2 separate regions of the Homo sapiens genome follow, and region 1 is linked to region 2. The links are chromatin loops, found by intact Hi-C in ENCODE. Cell type or tissue: Calu3. All regions are shown on one strand. Each heading gives the region's core, and the rest is flanking DNA. Links, peaks and the distances in the headings are about the cores only.

The links. A loop is a pair of places that touch in the nucleus more often than their neighbours do. Peaks named below come from ENCODE experiments on the same cell type or tissue, not always from the same donor. Only the 100,000 strongest peaks of a DNase experiment are listed, where the experiment ranks them.
Region 1: a loop joins it to region 2, with 4 times the contacts of the local background. A loop is called at or near these places in 13 of 110 quality-filtered maps.

What each region holds. Positions count from the first base shown.
Region 1 is chr2:227,856,604-227,867,617 of GRCh38, forward strand. No RefSeq gene overlaps it. Among named protein-coding and RNA genes, the nearest start is that of DAW1, 9.5 kb to the right of the region's middle. RefSeq lists an enhancer at 3,824-4,323. In Calu3, for the core only: CTCF peaks have their summits at 5,805 (motif pointing left) and 6,062; DNase peaks (open chromatin) are centred at 5,818 and 6,748.
Region 2 is chr2:227,400,812-227,411,825 of GRCh38, forward strand. No RefSeq gene overlaps it. Among named protein-coding and RNA genes, the nearest start is that of SCYGR1, 18 kb to the left of the region's middle. RefSeq lists an enhancer at 10,799-10,998. In Calu3, for the core only: a CTCF peak has its summit at 5,458 (motif pointing right); DNase peaks (open chromatin) are centred at 5,510 and 7,110.

The DNA.
Region 1 (11,014 bases), core at 2,895-7,894, 460 kb after region 2:
CCTCCCAGAGTGCTGGGATTACACACTTGAGCCACCACTCACGGCCTCCTAACACTCTTGAACTTTTCATCACAGCTAAGAACATAGCTCAGATTTGGGTTTAAACACCCTGCTCCCATTCTTTCTCACAGCTCAGAGAGGACTTGGGTGGGAAGGTCACATAAAAAACTTGAGCTGGAAGGATGCCTCAGAAATGTAGTCTTTGGTTTCTCAGCCTCCAGCTTGCAGTGGAGCCAAGTCCATGGGGGTTGGGATGGAGCTGATGGAGCCAAAGTCCAATTCTTGCCATAGACCAAAGCTTTGACCACTTGACACCCATGTGTCCCCATCTTCCCACACTTAAACTTTCAAACCACAATAGCAACAAAAAAATGCTCTCTTGATGGCAATAAAACCATCCCTCATGCAAATGAGAATACTTTTTTCCCAAAGCAGGGACCGCAAATGTCATCAGTTGCAGCGTTCATCTCTGGGGTTTAGTCCTTCTTTCTTTAGTTTAACCACAGTCCTGTATGGTTTTACTATAACCTATGGACAAAATTATGAAGTTAACACCCACCAAAAAGCCTCATGTAAAATCGTGTTGCAGGACTTTTCCTTAATTCAGCTGAAGATGGGGTTCTTCGTCCCACAGCCATGAAAATTTAGGCTCGCCGACAATTTGAATGGTAAGACAGGGTTTTATGGCTGGGCGCGGTGGCTCACGCCTGTAATCCCAGCACTTTGGGAGGCTGAGGTGGGCAGATAACCTGAGGACAGGAGTTCAAGACCAGCCTGGCCAATAGACTGTCTGTATCTCTACTAAAAATACAAAAATTAGCTGGGCATGAGGATGGGTGCCTGCAATCCCAGCTACTCGGGAGGCTGAGGCAGGATAATCACTTGAACTTGGGAGGTGGAGGTTGCAGTGAGCCAAGATTGCACCATTACACTCCAGCCTGGGTGACAGAGCGAGACTCTGTCTCAAAAAAAAAAAAAAAAAAAAAAACAACAACCCAGGGTTTTACTGGGTAAAAAAGTTAGAAAAGATGGAAACAGGAACTCTCAGCTAGGCCAGGGTCCCCGTTAGAGGACTTCCTGCTCAGCCATTCGAATCCCAGTTTCCACACAGGAAGAGGACAGGCCAGGCTCCTCCCTGTTGCAAATACCATGAACTTGTGTGGCTCCTCCCAGTGTTCAGGCCGGTTGGAGAGGCTGGAGATTCTCTGGGGACCCTCTCCCACCTGGCTGTCTCAATAGTAGAAAAATGGGAGAGAGAAAAAAATAAGACACAGCGTGGAAAGAAGAAATAAGTTTGCTATAACGATGAACAGTGTTCATTTCCGCAACTGATCATGAAGTTTATTTGGTATTTATTGTGTCTATTTCCTCCTCCACTGCCAATTCTGTGATCTCTTTGCCTTCAGCAGGCTAGGGTGTTTATTTAGGGGGGGGTCATCCAAACCTTCCTTTGTGAATGGCATGAACCCTAGGAAGGTCCTTGTCATGTTGGTTCCCATGGTCTTCCACTGACTTTTACCACCTGACATGACAAGATTTCTGGGTTTGAGGAATATTCTCCCATCAACTGTATGATTTAACAGGAACTCCATTTCCCCTTGATAATCAGTCTACTCTTCCCAGTCAATGTGGTAAATCCCTCCCCTGCTTTTTTTTTGGATTGTTTATTCAGGGACAAAAGGAACCTGAAATGGCCAAAGGGTAGCTTTTAGTTACGGGAACACGGGTGTGTCTAATGGTGGAATAATTTTGTTCTTACGATCTCAGACGTCTGAACAAGCAGAATCACAGTCGAATAGATCATGATCAGACTTTTTTGAGTAAATTACTGGGTGGAATGTGAAGAGATGCCACTCACATTCCCACCATTGGCATCCAGAACAACGTGTTCTGACCATAGGAGAGACAGCACCCAAGATGGTCGGGTGCTGGTTCACAGCAAAAAAACCACATCAAGAACAACACACCCCAACCTAACAAATATTGCTTTTCTTTTTTTTTTGAGATGGAGTCTCGGCTCTGTCACCCAGGCTGGAGCGCATTGGCGCGGCCTCAGCTCACTGCACCCTCTGCCTCCTGGGTTCATGCAATTCTCCTTCCTCAGCCTCCAGAGTAGCTGGGATGACAGATGTGCACCAATATGCCCAGCTAATTTTTGTGTTTTTGTAGAGATGGGGTTTCGCGATGTTGATCAGGCTGGTCTCGAACTCCTGACCTTAAGTAAACCACCCGCCTCAGCCTTCCAAAGTGCTGGGATTACAGGTGTGAGCCACCGCACCCGGCCAAGTGTTGCTTTTCCACTCGGCCCTGGAGCTGAGTGTTCTATAGGCCAGTTGCTCAGGCAAGGTATGTGGCAAGAGAAGAGAACCATTTGACTGCCTTGATTCTTGTGAGAAACAATATTGTTTGGATACCAGGATGATGGACAAGGCAGATTGTGTTGCAGGAGGGAGCATAGCAGGCAGATAAGGAAAATTCTTTTATTTGAGACGGAGTCTCACTCTGTTGCCCAGGCTGGAGTGCAGTGGCATGATCTCGGCTCACTGCAAGCTCCGCCTCCCAGGTTCACACCATTCTCCTGCCTCAGCCTCCCAAGTAGCTGGGACTACAGGCGCCTGCCACCATGCCTGGCTAATTTTTTGTATTTTTAGTAGAGACGGGGTTTCTCCATGTTAGCCAGGATGGTCTCAATCTCCTGACCTCGTGATCTGCCCCTCTTGGCTTCCCAAAGTGCTAGGATTACAGATGTGAACCACTGCGCCCGGCCAGATATGGAAAATTCTTATCTAGCATAAGTCTTTTTCACTGTGGGCAATTTTTTGTCCCCTTTGTGATGAGCAGTTCCAACACAATCAACCTTCTGGTGGGTGTCAGCCTGGCTCTCCAGGGATGGTAAAAGAATGGGCTTCAAGGTTGATTGCTGCTGCAGGCAATTTGGATGCGTAGCAGTGCAATTGGCAAGCCAGCCCAGTGGCAATAGATAGGCCAGCCTTGGTGACAAGGAATCCTCTATGGGCCATGTCTTACCTTTATTCCAGCCTCTTACACTACTTTATTAATGAGCCCATTGAGCATAAACTGGGGTTGGTGGGGAGGAGGCTGACTGACAGCCAGTGTGGATTTATTTATTTATTTATTTATTTTTTTGAGACAGGGTCTCATTCTCTCATTCTGTAACTCAGGCTGGATTGCAGTGGCACGATCTCGGCTCACTGCAGCCGCCGCCTCCTGGGTTCAAGTGATTCTCCTGCTTCAGCCTTCTGAGTAGCTTGGATTACAGGCACATGCCACCACACCTGGCTAATTTTCGCATTTTTAGTTTCGGCATGTTGGTCAGGCTGGTCTTGAACTCCTGACCTCAGGTGATCCACCTGCCTTGGCCTCCTAAAGTGCTGGGATTACAGAGATGACCCACTGAGCCCAGTCTCTAATCACTTCTTTTACTAATTAATGATTGGGTAGGACTCAGTGGTAGTTTTAACTAAAGTGATCGAAACGGGAAGTACGTTTTCCAAATCATTAGTGGGCGAGAACAGATTCTGAGCAGAATTTTCAGGTGGGTCTGCCAAAGCAACACTGCAGAACTGTTCACTAGGCCTGTGGCTGACTCTGCTATGATCAGGGAATAGGGAACTGGGACACCAGCACACAGCTGATGGCTGTGGGCCACAATCTCGCTGGCATTCTGAATGGCCTGCACTTGTCTTGTCACCATCCATGATGCTAGAGCCCAGCTGTGGAGAGCTCTGTTAGAGCTGCTGCAGAAGGAAACAGACTACCCCCATGATGACCGGGCTGAGCTTGCCTGCGGCAGCCCTGACTCTACCTGCCAATGCTGCTTCTGCTTCCCAGATGGCACGGGCATCACCTGGGTGTTGCCTGCTTGATGGGAATCAGGCCACACGTGGAACCTGGGCCCTGAAGCTGTCTGCGGTCTCCAGCAGGCACTAGGCCCACTGGCAGGGAAATGAAACAGAACTGAATGAGCCAACCAAAGCTGCCAATGTGGCCATGTCAGAGTTTTGGAAATAAAAGGACTTAACTGATAAAATATGAGGAAAAGGGGAAAGGGATTGTTCAGGTGGGCTTTGAAGAAGAAAGAGATGGTTTAGGAAAAGGAGCTGCTACAAAGGCAGAGTTGGAGACAGAAACATGGAACTAAAACATAAGAGAGAAAGAAAAAAGACAGAAAGGCAGGAAAAAGCGAAAGGAGCTTCAAGACAAAAGGGAGTGCCAACAGTCTGAGAAAGAAAGAGGAGGTGGAGAGGATCTGGAATCCCCCTTTGGGAGAGTAGCCAAGGTTTGCGCAGCTACACCTTCCCCCCATTACCTACTACTGTTGCTCTTTTGAGATGCTGGGCAGTCTGTGAGATTTATGTCCTGGGAACAAAGTTAACAGAGGCAGTAACAAGCATAAAACCATAGGCTTTAAAAGTTTTTATCATTTTAAGTATTTCCTGTATATATTTCCATTGAAAACAAGAAATAAGAACAAGCTGATCTTTCCCTTTCTGCTTTAAAATGTCACTTTTCAGCAAGCACATATTCAGTTCAGTTGACACACACAAAGCCAAAATCCTGGCTGAGACACATTCAAGCTATTATCATCTTGGAATTTGTTACGGTAAGTCCTGCAGGGACTGTGTGGTGTTGAGTTGGCACAGACGCACCTCAGAGAAGCAGTAGTATAAACAGTTCTGTATTTGCAAAAGGAAATAAGAAAATAATTGAAAAAGTAAGAAATTTAGACCAAGGCAAGTAAAATTGGCTAAATAAAGAACTATTTCAAAATGGCCTTAAACAGAGAGGGCGTATCAAGCTGTGCTCTTCTCTCAAAGCCTCAATTTGTCATCTGTAAAATGGGAACAATGGTCCTTACTGCATAGTTTTTGTGAAGATTGAAGCAGATGATTTGGGTGATACAATTAACCCAGAGCCTGGTACAAAGTATGCATTCAATAAATGTTAATTATTATCATTGTTACCATTGCTAGCATGTTTGGTGTCATGGCAAGGAGTTCTCTCTCTCTCTCTCTCTTTCTCGGAGTCTCACTCTGTCACTCAGGCTGGAGTACAGTGGCGTGCAATCTTGGCTCACTGCTACCTCTTGCCTCCCAGGTTCAAGCGATGTTCCTGCCTCAGTCTCCCAAGTAGCTGGGATTATAGGCGCCCACCACCACACCCAGCTAATTTTTGTATTTTTAGTAGACATGGGGTTTCACCATGTTGCTCAGGCTGGTCTCAAACTCCTGATCTCAAGTGATCTGCCTGCCTCTACCTCCCAAAATGCTGGGGTTACAGGCGTGAGCCACCGCGCCCGGCCAAGTTATTTCAAAGATAAGTTTTAGGTAGCTAAAAGGAAAGAGTTTGCTCAATACTTAGGCTCTTTTGTCTGGCCTAGGCTCTGGGCTCCCTTCCTCCTTCCCTCCCTTCCTTCCTTCATTTCTTCCTTCCTTCCTTCCTTTTCTGAATATTTTGTTGTATTTATTGTTTATTTTATTATAAAAAGTTTTATTTTTATTATTTGTAAAAATTTTTGTGGGTACATAGTAGGTATATATATTGATAGGGTACATGAGATATTTTGACACAGCATGCAATGTGAAATAAGCACATTTCAGATGTCTCTGAGGATTGGAAAAAAAAAGCACATCATGGAGAATGGGTTATCCATCCCCTGAAGCATTTATCTTTTGAGTTACAAAAAACCCAATTACATTATTTAAGTTATTTTAAAATATACAATTAAGTTATTATTGACCTACGGAAAGAATGTAAATGCTCTTATAAAACAGGTGTACACTTCTGCCCCCTACTGGCAGTGAGCTATTTAGCAGATAAATAACCTTGACCTAATTGCAACAATCCCTCGATGTGGTATTTTATTTGGAATAGATGGTTAGACATATTTTGCATATCAACACGTATTCCAGAGTTAAACAATTTAGTTATAGAAGTGGTTAATTCCGTTACGATAATGTTCAACGAAAAAAGATTTTAGGTGCCTAGAAATTGGGTATACAGCCCACTGTATATATTTACATCATTTGTTTTATACAATAGCCCCATGAGGCAGATAGTATTATTATCCCCGTTTTGATTTGAGCAAATCGAGGTTCTAAAAGGGATCTGCTAGTAAGTGGAAGAACTGGCATTCAAACGTCAAGCTCCTCTGACTCACATTTGTGTCCTTTCCGGGCAGGCCATCAGGCCTCCCTAAAGAGGACGAACTCATCAGCAACATCAAAAGTCTGACTCTTGGCAGGTCTGATGTAATTACACATTGCACCATCTTTCCCTCACTTCATTTTCATTGAAAAGCAACTTGCAACCAAGTACACTAGAGGAGAGTATAAGCTCATGAGGGAGTGTGGAGAGGTGAAGGCTTTTTGTGAGCAGGGCTAGTCTAGGGGGAGCCTACAATGATCAGCTGCCCCCTGGGCACGTGTCCAGGGCTGGGTGGCCCACTGAGAAGTCTGGATAGCTCCCAAAGCCCTGCCAGTGAGTGGGGCAAAGGCTGGCCCTTGCTCAGCTTGGGTTTTCTGGCTGCGGGAATGCCCCCATTAGGCCTGGAGGTCCTGGCAGTGTGAAGGAACACCCTCTAACCCAGAGCTGATGCCTTTCCCTAATCTGCCCAAAGTCATGGCTTGTGCTAGCAGTGGCACCATATAAAGCATGGCAGGATGTCTTTACCTGTTTGCATGAAATTCACAAGCCTAGCCAGGGCCTTTTTCTCAGGCAAGGCAGAGGGCACCAGTGATCTGATTCCAGTCAATCCCCAGCACCACTACCATCAGCATATTTAGAGAATGACTCATTTAACTGGGTAGAAGGGAGAAGGAGGGAGACAATTAGTCACAGTTGGAGGTAGGAGGGCAGGAGAGAACTTCTTTGGAATTTTGGGATCCAAGAAGAGAGATAAATGACGCCGAGCTTCTTTGAGGTGATCCTGGAAATCCAGCAAGCCTCACAAAGCAGCTTTCATGCATTGCAGAAAGGAGTGGGCATTGAGTGGAAATGGCAGCCTGATGCAGGCTGGAGAGAGATGACTAATTTATCTGTCAAACTGGCAAGTTTAGGTATTTAGAAGTTCACTGGACCCCAGAGTGGGGCATGGAAGTCACCAAGAACTACAGGTTCTTTAAGGGACCCAGGGCCAAGAGGAGAGACTCCAGAAGTGGCACACAGCAGACTGTCCTCTGGGGGCTGAAACAGGGTGCAGTGACATTTCAGCAAGTTGCTGCAGTGAAGGTGGTAGGAGGCACCCTGACAAGCTGAGGAGGGCATTATAATGCAAGTGGGAGCATAGAACCAATGACAACCAAGGCTAATAATTTCAGACCTTTTCTCCATTAATCCGCAAAGGGCTATTGTATCAGATCCTTCAGGAGTTTAGAGTAAACCCTGTAAGAGGAAGAAAAATCAGACAAGTAACACCGAATAGAATGGAGTTTTCAACATGAATGAATGAACCATCACTAGGGTCCCGCGAGTTTACTTGAGAGTGGCCAGATGCAGTTGTTGGCATAGGGATTGGAGGCAGGCATTGTACGGTAGGGACATTTTGGAGTGTGTGATGTGAACTCCACATCCAGCACATACTGTTGCAGAAAATCAAATTGAGCATGTGGACAAGGTGTTCTTCACTGGGTGAGGCTTTAGAACAGCTGACGTGGGAGGCTTACTGGGTGGCAGAATGACAAGAATCAAAGCTAGAGCAGGAATAAGTGAGTCGTGGTGCCTGAGTGCTGAATGGAATGAGCGAAAATCATTTGCAGTTGAGTAACTGAGGATTAGAAGGGCAAACGATTTGCTTAAAGGTCATCAATGAAAGGGCAGGATTGGAACTTCTGTCTTCCAACGAGCAACCCACTGTTTCATACCTTTCCACATTTATCTTTTTGTGAAAACACACAGACACACAGCGAGCACAAGATCATGGAACCATAGAAACGAAAGGAAAATTTTATCTAGTCCTGTCTCTCAGCCGACTTAGTATTATGTTTTACAATCATCTTGGCAACCGGTCAAACTGCCTCAGCTAGAACATTTCCAGTGCTGGGAAATTCTCATACTTTTGGACACAGCTTAGTCTATTCATCCATTACTGGACAAACTGGCAATGGAGTTCTTTATAGGGAGCCAACATCTGCCTCCATGAATCCAACTCTCTTAGCCCTGCCCTCTAGTTCTGCACATAATCAATGACTTCCTCTTCCAAATCATAATGAAAATCACTCACTAATCAAGGACCTATGGTGTGCCAGTCACAAAGGGTGGCATTATGCCCACCCCAGGGTCTCTGGTTCATGTTCCAGATATCCCTGGTCTTTCTGCACCTGTATCGTTCTTCTCTGGACTGTCTCTAGCTTGGGAAGGTATAGAATCCATTCTTCCCTTCCAGATCCTCTAGGCCATTTATTTAAGAAAGTAAATCTATTTGGGTCCACAGAGAAAGTAGTTATGATTTTAAAAATATAAACTAATTTTAATGTTTAAGCCAACTGTACTAACACTAATTGATATAATTAGCAAGGTATACTTGTCAAGGATCACACAAAAGATTCCAAATTGCAGTTGGAGCAATTGTTGACCTAGATCATCAATTGAAATGGAAATGATATGTACATGCCCTTTCCTCAGTTTCAAACAAATTTAGCATAATAATGCTTATTATTATCATCACCGTCCCTAATTCTTACAGAATGTTTCAAGTGAATCAGGCTCATAGTGACAACTCTATGAATTGGATACGATGATCATTTCTAGCTTTTTGAGGAGGAAACTAAAGCCCAGAGAGGTGATGGACCTTGCCCAAGATCGCATGTCTAGAAAACGGTAGGCTTCAAGTCAGGCATTCTGCTCTAATGACTCAGTGGCAAAGCTGTTTATCAGCTGTGCCAGCTGTTTATCAGCCTGCCATGTACTGGCATTGACCCATCAGTGAATGTAAATTTGGTCACACCTAGAGGTCTCTCTCCCACTAACCTACAATCATTTCTTCCTTTCTTCTTTTTTGTTTTGTTTTTTTAGATGGAGTTTCGCTCTTGTCACCCATGCTGGAGTACAATGGCATGATCTCAGCTTACTGCAACCTCCGCCTCCTTGGTTCAAGCGATTCTCCTGCCTCAGCCTCCCAAGTAGCTGGGATTACAGGCAGGTGCCATCATGCCCGGCTAATTTTATACTTTTGGTAGAGACAGGGTTCCACCACGTTGGTCAGGCTGGTCTCAAACTCCTGACCTCAGGTGGTCCACCGCCTCGGCCTCCCAAAGTGATGGGATCACAGGCGTGAGCCACCTCACCTGGCAACCTACAATCATTTCAAACTCACCCGAAGTCTGATTCTTTCTGTGAATAACTCCCTTGCAATATTTTTCAGAATTAGATCTATAACAGCAGCATGCCTGGTACTAGCAGGTCCTTTATACACATTTATTGAATGATACAATTAGTGGCCCTGGCCCTGTTAGTTTTCAAGTCCCAGGTAAGATCAGATGCTTTTGAGTCCTGCTGTGGGGATGGAGGCAGGCAGAGGAAGAGGGTAAATGGCGATGTCTGGTCCACATGCCCCCACCCTGATGCCGTTCCTCCGCTCTGGGGCCTGCTGTGATGAGGTCACCTTTAAACCCTGTGCACAGCAGACTGCTCCTGCCTGGCTCTGAGCATCTGTGCCTTCTCTTTCTAGGAGAGGATTGCATCTCTCTTTTTATCTGCTGCTCTCAGTGAGGCTCCAACACCAGTGATGCAGTCATCTCACTGAAGTTGGTTTTCTCCAGGAGAAGCTGAGCCAAATGGAATCCACCAAGCCCAGCCGCAGCCGGAAGCCCTACTCCTCCCTTACCTTGCCCAGCCTCAAAAATACAGAATCTGGATCCCCCGGACTGACTCCTTCTTCCTTCTCCTCCTCCTCCTCTTTCTCTCTCTCTCTCTATAAATATAAATATATATATGTATAGATATACTACATCCATATATATATATATATATTTTGAGACAGGTTCTGGCTCTGTCACCCAGGCTGGAGTGCAGTGGTGTGATCTCAGCTCACTGAACCACCGCCTCCTAGGCTCAAGCCATCCTCCCACCTCAGCCTCCTGAGTGGCTTGGACTACAGGTGAGTGCCACCACACTGGGCTAATTTTTGTACATTTTGTAGAGATGGGGTTTTTCCCTGTTGCCCAGGCTGGTCTCAAACTCCTGAGCTCAGGCAGTCTTCCTGCCTTGGCCTCCCAAAGCACTGTGATTACAGGCGTGAGCCACCAGAGCCACCATACATATTTTGATTTTAGAGACTACCTCCCTCCCCAACTCCCATCCTCCCAGGTACCTTCTGATTCTTCCCTCAGCCTGATGTCCACTGTCCTCTCTCAGTGCATTGGAGCATCTGAAACCCAATTATGTAGAAAATTCCAGCTTCTTCCCGTGTTGTTTCTGGTTCTCATTTACATTCGAGGATGTGGTTGAACAATCAATTTACTGTTCCTGACAATCAGGGAAGACTGCCTGGAATACACAGAAAGACCTGATCATTGGAGATGAAGCCCAATTTCACTCACTTCGTTCTGTCCAAGCCAGTGTAACCTATTAAGCTAGCACAGTGGCTCTCAAGCTTCATCATTCACTAGAATCACCAGGAAAGCACATTTAAACATGGGTTGTTGGACTTCACCATCAGTGTTTCTGATTCAGTAGGTCGGGACTCGGGGGAGGCGAAAATGTACATTGCTGATGAATTCCTAAGTGATACTGACCCTGCTGGTCCGGGAACCATGCTTGGAGAACTGAAGCCTAGAGTGACTTCACTGTATTAGCCTGGATTGGTTTAGGAGATTAAAATTACTGCTACTCATTATTTAGTTTCTGGTTGTTCAAGGCAGGTCCTGGTGGGAATGTCTTAGTTCAGGCTTCCATAACAAGTACCGTTGACTGGGTGGCTCACAAACAATAGAAACTTCTTCCTCACAGTTCTGGAGGCTGGAAGTCTGAGATCAGGGTGCCAGCATGCCCTTTT
Region 2 (11,014 bases), core at 3,303-8,302:
TAGCTTTCAATCCCACAGCACCCAGCCCACCTCCCCGCTTCACTCCTGATTCTGGGATTGCTCCAAGAACTCCAGTATTGTTGTTGCTGTTGTTGTTTTTCTGCTGCTGTATTTGCTAGAACATTTTAGTTTTCCCATAAATTTTCACAATAAGACTTCTCAAGATGTTGAGCAGCCAAAAGTTCCTTCAATTGTATAGGCTTCAGGCCGGGCACGGTGGCTAACACCTGGAATCCCAGCACTTTGAGAGGCTGAGGTGGATGGATCACTTGAGGTCAGGAGTTTGAGACCAGCCTGGCCAACATGGTGACACCCCCATCTCCACTAAAAATACAAAAATTAGCTGGGCGTGGTGGCACATGCCTGTAATCTCAGCTACTTGGGAGGCTGACACAGGAGAATTGCTTGAACCCAGGAGGCGGAGGCTGCAGTGAGCCGAGATTGTGCCACCACTGCACTCCAGCCTGGGCAACAGAGCCAGACTCTGTTTCCAAAAAAAAAAAAAAAAAATCGAAAATTATATAGATTTCACCCTTCTTGGAAGACAGTCGTGGTTATGAAGAACAAAACCTATATCCTGGTTATAATGGTGAGAGGTGTTGTGAAGGAGAAGCTTATAGCAGAGGGGTCTTGACCTAGTGTGTGGGATGGGGAAGGTGTGCTTGGAGAACATGGCTAAGAGTTGAAGTCTGAATAGGAGCTGGCCATGAAGGTAGGGGAACAAGAACATTCCAGGGAAAGCCTAGAACAAGTGCAGTGGAGCTGAGGGAGGAGGGAGTCCTGGAAGTCCAAGAATCAGAAGAAAGCCAGAGCATGTGGGCTGTGAAGACAGAAGGGGGAATTGCTTACAAGGAGGCTTTGGGAATGAGAGAGGCAGGTCTTGCCCAGCAATGTAGGACTTGCAAGTAACCCTGGACTTTCCCCTGGATTGAGTGACTATGCTTTAAGTGGGAGAGTGAGGGCTTCCTTTGCTGCAGTGTGGAAGGGAGTTGGAAAAGGATCAACATGAAGATGTGGAGACCGGGGAGGAAGCCGCTATAATAGGCAGAGGGGTGGTGATGCTGGATCTAGATGTGGCAATGGAGGTGGAAATGTAAACCACCCACAGGGTTTACTTTGCCTGCTGCCTAGATAGAGCTAATTCATCAAGACAGGTGAATTGCAATAGATAAACAGTAATTCACGCAAAGCCGGCTGAGCAGGAGATTAGAGTTTTATTATTACTCAAATCAGTCTCCCCTAGCATTCGGGAAGCAGAATTTTTAAGGATAACTTGGTGGGTGGGAGGAAGCCAGTGAGCCAGGAGTACTGATTGGTCAGGAATGAAATCATAGAGAGTCGAAGCTGTCTTCTTGCGCTGAGTCAGTTCCTAGGTGGGGGGTCCAGATCAGATGAGCCAGTTTATTGATCTGGATGGTGCCAGCTGATCCATCAAGTACAGGTCTGCAAAATATTTCAAGAACTGATCCTAGGAGCAGTTTAGCCTCCAGCTTCATGACTCCTAAACCATAATTTCTAATCTTGTGGCTAATGTTAGTCCCACAAGGCAGTCTAGTCCCTGGACAAGGAGGAGGTCTGTTTTGGGAAAGAGCTGTTACCATCTTTGTTGAAGCTATAAACTAAATTTCTCCCAAAGTTAGTTCAGCCTATGCCCAGGAATGAACAAGGACAGCTTGGAGGTTAGAAGCAAGATGGAGTTGGTTAACTTAGATCTCCTTCACTGTCTCAGTCTTAATTTTGCAAAGGTGGTTTCAGAAAGAAGTGATGGATTTGACATATATTTAGAAAGGACTTAACAATTGATTGGATAAGGAAAGTGAGGGAGGGGAACAATAAAAAATTGCTCCAGGTTCTGGTCTGAGTGACCAGGTGGTTAGAGGAGCAGCTTGGTTGCTGGGTTGTTTGGGTTGAAGCAAGGTTGTAGCTTAAGGTTCAATCAGGTCAGCCGGGCACGGTGGCTCACGTCTGTAATCCCAGCACTTTGGGAGGCTGAGGCAGGCGAATCACTTGAGGTCAAGAGTTCGAGACCAGGCTGGCCAAAGTGGTGAAACCCCGTCTCTACTAAAATTACAAAAATTAGCCGGGCGTGGTGGCAGGCACCTGTAATCCCAGCTACTTGGGAGGCTGAGGCAGGAGAATCGCTTGAACCTGGAAGGCAGAGGTTGCAGTGAGCTGAGACCGTGCCACTGTACTCCAGCCTGGGTGACAAGAGCAAAACTCCATCTCAAAATAAATAAAGAAATAAATATATATTTTTAAAAGGTTCAGTCAGGTTGAATTGGAAGTGCCTGTGAGTCATCTACAGAATTGGAAGTACCTGTGAGTCATCTACATGGAGATGTCAAATAGGCTGTTGGAAGGTTGGCCCTGGGACCCAGAAAACGAACAAGGAGGAGGAGCCTCTTCTGGAGTCACAAGAGGTGAGCCAGAGTAGTGGGAGGAAACCCAGGAAGGGGGTGGAGGGCAGGTCAGTTTGGACTGGATTTAGTTTTGGTGTTGTGACAGGATCCAGACTAGAGTGGAAGCAAGTGACGGCCGGTTATGTTTAGACTTCTCTATCCACCCAAGAAGAACCCATTCTCATGCCCCAGACAAAGGGAAGTGTCTTCGGAATCACTCGGAAACGCCAATCACACTGATCCAATTGGGTGCTTCACAATGTAGGAACTAGCCTGGAGAGACAACTCAGTGAGATTTTATGGGTTTTTTGTTTGTTTGTTTGTTTTTTTGATAAGGAGTCTCGCTCTGTCGCCCAGGCTGGTGTGCAGTGGCGCAATCTCGGCTCACTGCAAGCTCCGCCTCCCGGGTTCACGCCATTCTCCTGCCTCAGCCTCCCGAGCAGCTGGGACTACAGGCGCCCGCCACCACGCCCGGCTAATTTTTTGTATTTTTAGTAGAGATGGGGTTTCACCGTGTTAGCCAGGATGGTCTTGATCTCCTGACCTGGTGATCTGCCCGCCTCGGCCTCCCAAAGTGCTGGAATTACAGGCGTGAGTCACCGCACCTGGCCTAGATTTTATGTTTTTAATCTAATCTCTTTTACAATCCAAAACCAAGAAACCAAGAGGGCCCTGACCTTTACCCTTAGCCTCAATTTAATGGGAAATCAGAAAAAAAATGTATGAAAATAATTTAGGTCAGAGCAAATCATATTCCTCCTATGCTACAGTTAGACAAAGATGAACACTGCTGCGATCAAAGAAAGACCTTAGAGGCAAGGGTCAGATTTATTTCCTGCTGCTGGACCGAGTCTTCTTTGGTGTGTGATATTGGAATAAGAGAAGAAAAAAGAGGGCCGGAGCCGGGCGCAGTGGCTCATGCCTATAATCCTAGCACTTTGGGAGGCCAAGGCGGGCGGATCACGAGGTCAGGAGATCAAGACCATCCTGGCTAACACAGTGAAACCCCGTCTCTACTAAAAATACAAAAAATTAGCCGGGCGTGGTGGTGGGAGCCTGTAGTCCCAGCTACTCGGGCGGGTGAGGCAGGAGAACGGTGTGAACCAGGGAGGCGGAGCCTGCAGTGAGCCGAGATTGCGCCACCACACTCCAGCCTGGGCGGCAGAGCCAGACTCCGTCTCAGAAAAAAAAAAAAAAAAAAAAAGAGGACCGGGCCCAATGGCTCACGCCTGTAATCCCAACAGTTTGGGAGGCTGAGGTGGGAATATCCCTTGAGTCCAGAAGTTTGAGACCAGCCTAGGAAGACCACTAGGCCCTGTCTACAAAAAAAAAAAAAAAACAAAAAAAAAAACTAGAAGAAAAAAAGGAAATAAAAAGAGAGGCTTCTTTTAGCAGAGATGACAGAGTCAGACATAAAAAGCATGAAGGGATGTCAGAAATGTGATGCTGCACCAAATGTCCCCCTTACTTGCTGATCACTAATGTGGTCTAGAGGTTTGCCAGTGGAGCTTTGCTCTTTTGAGGTAAGAGATTATGCCCCATTAAAAACAGGATGCACCTAGAAGAACAGAGGGTGGAGACGCACACAAAAGTCCTTAGGGAGAGCTCTACCACTAATGCACTGGGGACTCCCCTTAAGGGGAGATAGGGAAGTACAAGTCTCACTTACTTCTTGAGAAATGGCCAAAATGGGGTTTTAAAGGCATACTCTCAGCATTGGCACTCTTTAGGCAGGAAGATATTGGTCAGGGCTGCTTGGTAAGGATGTTCAGGTTGTGCACTCTACAGATGCACATTTATCACAGCCAGGGCCTCCTGCAGAGGCCCTGATAGCAGTTTTCGGAAGGTAAGGTCCACCTGTATGAGAGATAGAGGCATAAAATGTACGTAGATGAAGGGAGTCCCTTCCTACTGGGCAAAGTATGTCTTTATCTATACTACCTAACCCAGAACAATACATAACTAAGTGTTCAAAGGACGATTTTTATAGTGTCAATGTGAAAGTATCTTTTATTCTAGTCTCTTTGCTGTAAAAACCAGTATAAGGCTGGGCATGGTGGCTCATGCCTGAAATCCCAGCACTTTGGGAGGCCAAGGCGGGCGGATCATGAGGTCAGGAGATCAAGACCATCCTGGCCAACATGGTGAAACCCCGTCTCTACAAACAATACAAAAATTAGCCGAGTGTGGTGGCGCACGCCTGTAGTCCCAGCTACTAGGGAGGCTGAGGCAGGAGAATTGCTTGAACCCTGGAGGCAGAGGCTGCAGTGAGCCGAGATTGCGCCACTGGCCTCCAGCCTGGGTGACAGAGCAAGACTCCATTTCAAAACAAACAAACAAATAACAACAACAACAAAAAAAACAGCATAATAGAGGCTTGGGCCACCAGTCTCATCCAGGCCACACTTGGGTCAGTGACTGTGGGAGCTTCAGATTCAGGAGTTTGGTGGACTGTGCCAGAAACACGCCTTGCACCTGCTTACAGGGATGGAGGAGCGAGGACTGAGGGGGGCCAGAGATCCAAAGTTCTTGTATCTCCATAAGAAGGTGTAGGAGCAAGCCGAGCAGTCTGAAATTGTCATTAAGAACAGAAAACCTGCAGATGGGCATATTTACACACATGGCTTATGTGGGTGTGGGTGTGTGGATGGGCAACATCAAAGAGGATATGAATGGTGATTCAAAAGTCAATAGGTCAAATATGAAAATGCTAGGAGGACATCTTCATGTATCTACTGTATAGTCCAACTTTCGGTTTATGGAAAATGTCCAGCTCTTTTAGAAGGTAAACATTTTCTGACTGTGAGCTCTTGAATATGAATTTTATGGTACCTTATACATTTTTTAACTTTCAAAGCTCTGGGTTGGGTAGTTACCAGTACCATCTTCACAAATTCTGGATTCTTCTGGATGTTCTTGACTATTCTGGGAAAATTGGTGCGTTTGTTCTCCCTCCGCCTTGTACCGAGGTCTGCAGGCTTAAGGGATGTTAACAAGGCTTCAATTTGCTGTGTGCATTAGCAGGTGCTGGAAACTACGTTGCCAAATGTGTCGTAGACACAAGAGGGCGATGTGTGCTCAAATGTCAACCTCACCGAGGAAAAGGAATTCATCCTTCAGGAATTTTTGGCTGAATTCCCAGACCTAAAAAAGATTAACAAAGTGTGTTTGGGAGGGGCAAAATTCACTGTGAAACCTAATCAAAGAGGCAGGATGTGATGTCAGAGTGTGGAGACAGCCTGGCAGGAGCTTGGAGGGGATTCTTATCCTTGAGTTCAGAACTGGGCAGTACTCTAGGCTAATGATCGTTATAATCAAGACTTGTCCTCTGTCTGGATATTCAGAAAAGACAGACTTCAAGGCTGCAGAGAATCAGTGGCTGTCTTGGTCTCTGATTACAAAAACTTTATTCTGAGAAAGCCCCTCATTCATTGGAGGAAAACTGGCTGTGCACTTGTTACATGCCAGGCATGAGTCTTGTAGGGGCTAAGAATTCAGCCTTGAGTAAGACAGCCGAGGCCACTGCCCTCTGGAAGCATCAGTGACCCTTGGCACGTACTCCCATCTATTTGTTTCTTTTCTCTCTGAGCCAGTCCAAACCAGCAGTATCTACATCATCTTTTCTTGTTCTGAAAGAGAATGCAAGTCACACATTTATGGCTGTGGGCCACATTTTTTTAGAGATGCCATCTGGTTCCAGTTTTTCTGACTGTTTGTGGAGAGTGGTGATTCCAACAATCTTCTACCAAATGTAAGGGGGTGATAAAAGTGTTCAGTGTTTGCCACAGAGATATCTCTAGCTTGGCCTGATCTCAGTGCACTGCTTTTTGGGTTTACTCAACAAATTGAACAATGCTCAGCCCCTCTTCCATGGAACCTTCCCAATCTCTTTAACCAGGGTTACACTGCGACTCCTCTAAGTCTCTGTACATCATAGCACTTTTGTGGGAGACCACTGCTACTTCAAATCTCTGCCAATAGCACCATGTTTCCTTTCGTTGCTAGCTTTTTAGAATTCTAAAGCCTACTTGGCCATTAGATTTTTTTTATTTTTTTTTTTTTGAGACAGGGTCTCACTCTGTTGCCCAGGCTGGAGAGCGGTGGTGCAGTCACAGCTCACTGCAGCCTCAACCTCTTGGGCTCAAGTGATCCTTCCACCTCAGTCCCCCAAGTAGCTGGGACTACAGGTGCTCACAACCACACGCAACTAATCTTTGTATTTTTTGTAGAGACAGGATTTCGTTATGTTGCCCGGGCTGGTCTCAAATTCCTGAGCTCAAGAGATCCTCCCATTTTGGCCTCCCAAAGTGCTGGGATTACAGGCATGAGCCATTGTGCCCGGACTAGCTATTTTTTAAATTGGAGTTTGAGGAAGGAGGAACAGAAAGGCTGCATCTGCTTAGTAAATGACTCCCCGCTGCCAACACACATACCCAGCAGATGGCAACACCCATGAAAATCCTTTCATCCTGTTGTGAATGGTGGATTCCCAAACTCTACAGGACCCTGCACTAGTCAGCATCTGCTCTTCCCTCTTGAGTCAGGGCAGCCTGCAAAAGTCTGGTGTGTATCATAGGCATCTTGGGGCTCACCTTCTACAGAAGGTCAGAGGGCACAGCAAAAATAGCTTTCTTGCTGTGACCTAATACATAAACCCTGGCACACTTCCGCCTGTCAGATGGGAGCACGCCCCTGTCCTCGGGCTGTTTTTCGCTGTCGCAACAGGCTGTTCTGCCGTTAATCCTTTCCTGTAATTCCCGCCGCCTCGCTCGATCTTGCAATTCTCTTGCCCAGTGGCCTTTACAGGGGGTCATTACTGGGACACGGGGAACCAATGTGCGGTAACAAATGCAAGCTGACAGCAACACGTTCCTCGCCAAAAGTGGGACTCTTGGGTTTTGTGTGTGTCAACTCAGAAGAAACGAGAAAAAGACCCCACCATGTGTTGGATGAGGATGGAAATTGGATGCAGTGACTAAAAGTGCTTTGATTAGGTGAATCCGTTGACAGTAAGAAGGAAGAGATTCTCAATGTGCTTGGCATTTCACTTTGTCTCACTTTGGGTGAATAGTCCCAATTCTGTCAGACGTGCATCTCTTCGTCTGTCAGCTCCGTGTCTCTTGCCAGGATGCTTCTCTCTATCTATCAGGCAGAATTTTCAGATGTTGTCTTTCCTGTCAGGAAAAGTTTAATTCATCATTTTCCTCAGGCCTTGAAAAAATTTTTACAGGAAAAAAATGGTGGTGGTGGGTTGGGGGTGGGGGGTTATGACAAAAACATTTACAGATTTTTCTTCACATATAATTTTAAAATTGCCTATTTTTGCTAGGCACGGTGGTTGAAGCCTGTAATCCCAGCATTTTGGGAGACCGAGGCAGGTGGATGACCAGAGGTCAGGAGTTCAAGACCAGCCTGGCCAACATGGTGAAACCCCATCTGTACTAAAAATACAAAAATTAGCTGGTCATGGTGGTGGCACACTCCTATAATCCCAGCTACTAGGGAGGCTGAGGTAGAAGAATCTCTTTAACCCGGGAGGTGGAAGTTGCAGTGAGCCAAGATCACGCCATTGCACTCCAGCCTGGGCAACAGAGCGAGACTCCATCTCAAAGAAAAAAAAAATTACTTACTTTTGAGTAGGTAATACATACACACAGTACAAAAGTCAAAAGGTTCATACAAATGGAAAAAACTCCATACTCTCTTCGCCTCCATTCCCCAGGCACCCAGTTCCTCTCAACGGAGGCAACCCTGGGTACTAGTGGTTTACATCTTTCTAGAGACTGTCTCTGTATAAATTAGCAGAGATAGTCTTCATATGCCTTTTGAGAGCATCTTTTTAAAATTTCTAAATCTAGGTAAGTTCTGAAAAGGAATATATTAAATATACATTAAAATATACTCAATGTGGCTGGGCATGGTGGCTCACACCTATAATCTCAGCACGTTGGGAGGATGAGGCGGGAGGATGACTTGAGGTCAGGAGTTTGAGACAAGCCTGGCCAACATGACAAAACCCTGTCCCTATTAAAAATACAAAATTAGCCAGGCAATGAGCCGGACTTGGTGGCGCATGCCTGTAATCCCAGCTACTTGGGAGGCTGAGGCAGGAGAATTGCTTGAACCCTGGAGGTGGAGGTTGCAGTGAGCCAAGATCGTGCCATTGCACTCCAGCCTGGGTGACAGAGTGAGACTCTGTCTCAAAAAAAAAAAAAGTATATATATATATGTGTATATATATATATATATACACACACACATATATATACACACACACATATATTCAATGTATTGAATGGTCTGTCCAGTTGAAGCCCTGATTCTAGACTAGATAATTTGTTGGCTTCTTGTTAGATCACTCTTAACAGAAATGTGACTGGACTTAGAATCAGTCTGGAAGCATTGTGGATACTCTGGAGTCTGACGTTTCTTGTCCCTTAACATTCAGCTCGTCTTTCCTGAGTTATACCTCTTAGTCATTTCCCTTTGAAATTAAGAGAAGGGCCTCAAATCTTAAAAATGGAAGAATACGGCCGGGCACAGTGGCTCACACCTGTAATCCCAGCACTTTGGGAGGCTGAGGCAGGCAGATCACCTAAGGTCAGGAGTTCGAGACTAGTCTAGCCAACATGGTGAAACCCCGTCTCTACTAAAAATACAAATATTAGCCAGGCATGATGGCGCACACCTGTAATCCCAGCTAGTCGGGAGGCTGAGGCAGGAGACTGGCTTGAACCTGGGAGGCAGAGGTTGCAGTGAGCCGAGATCACACCACTGCACTCCAGCCTGGGCGACAAAGTGAGATTCATCTCAAAAAAAAAAAAAAAAAAAAAAGGAGGGATAGAAGGTCTTGTGTTATTAAGACATAGAAGAAAAGTTAGTTGAGAATCTCACTGGCCACACCCCAAGAGGGGACATTTGGCCACTGCGGGTACATTGGGTGGTCTAGGGAATTGGCTGGGTCTGGGACACACTTGTTAAGCTCCTGAAACTTAGAGTTGAACAGAACAACAGCAGCTAGTATAACGACTTGAAAGGTCCTTTGATGAATTTTAATACCTGGACGCATAAATATTTGTGTTTGATACTTTTAGGCATCTGAAAGAAGTGTCTGATTTCCTTGCTAAGGGATTGGCCTCAGGAACAGATGCATACCAGTGTTGAAATTCTCCTCAGCCTCGTGACTGGCAGTGATTCTTGTGTATCTGCCCTCTGCCTGTGTTGGAGCTGCTAAATTGTAAGAATTTGTAAGTTGGTAAAATACTTCTAAAAACCCTCAGCTCCATAAATATTTTTAAATTTAAATTTAATTTTGTTTTAGAGATAGGGTCTTGCTATATTGCCCAGGCTGGTCTCAAACTCTTGGGCTCAAAGCATCCTCCCATGTCAGCCTCCAGAGTAGCTGGCACTACGGGCACATGCCTTGCTTTGCTCTTTAATTTTTTTTTTCTTTTTTTTTTGAGATGGTCTCTTGCTCTGTCACCCAGGCTGGAGTGCAGTGGCACAATCTCAGCTCACTGCAACCTCTGCTTCCCAGGCTCAAGCGATTCTCCTGCTTCAGCCTCCTGAATAGTTGGGATTACAGGCATGTGCCACCACACTTGGCTAATTTTTGTATTTTTAGTAGAGACGGGGTTTCACCACATTGGGCAGGCTGGTCTCGAACTCCTGACCTCAGGTGATCCACTCGCCTTGGCCTCCCAAAGTGCTGAGATTATAGGTGTGAGCCACCGTGCCTGGCCAGCTCTTTAAATCTTAACGTAGTAACACCGTTACTAATTTCTCAGCTGCTTTTCTGAGTTTAACAATTTCTGACTGAATGCTTTATTTATAGGTTGACAATTCTCAGTACCCCTAGTCAGCCAAATGTGTCTCTCTCCACAACAGAGACTCACCTTCTCGTGGCTGCAAGCTGTGCAGCTGAAGAGGGATTCTGGAGAAAGAAGGGGAATCCTTTTGTTTGGGTCTATTAATGCTACGCAATGTGCCTGGGTTCTTGGAGGGAGACATATCCCATTCTTCCTTATTCCCTCCCATTGACTATACAGGAGAAACTGTATGGAGCTTACTTCAGAAAAACTATTAAGTCCCAAAGATGTGAAGTGTTTTGAATTTTATTCAAGTCCAACCTTGCAGGGCAACAACTCAACACAGCCATTCCTGCTCTTTCAGGAGAAGCCACAAGTGTGGGAAGACAGGCAGCTAAGTCTAGGGCACAGACAAATTAGTCATACTGTCTGCTTAGATCCTGAGGGCCTGCGAAACCCTCAAGGTTTCCTGGTGTCATCTTAAGGTGCTAGTTATTCCATTCTGGCTGCCTTTTGATTCATTTGGTTTTCTGCCCACAGGCAAGCAGAGGCGAAACCAACCTGCCAACTCTTACCTCAAACCCATTGAGAGAGACCTGGGGATTTCCTAGGGTTTTATTTTTACCTATTGCTCCCCAAACAGAAGTTCCATTACACAGAAGCATTTCTTTTTTTCTTTTTCTTTTCTCTTTTTCTTTGAGACGGAGTCTTGCTCTGTCACCCAGGCTGTCATGCAGTGGCACCATCTTGGCTCACTGCAATATCTGCCTCCCGGGTTCAAGAGATTCTCAAGCCTCATCCTCTCGA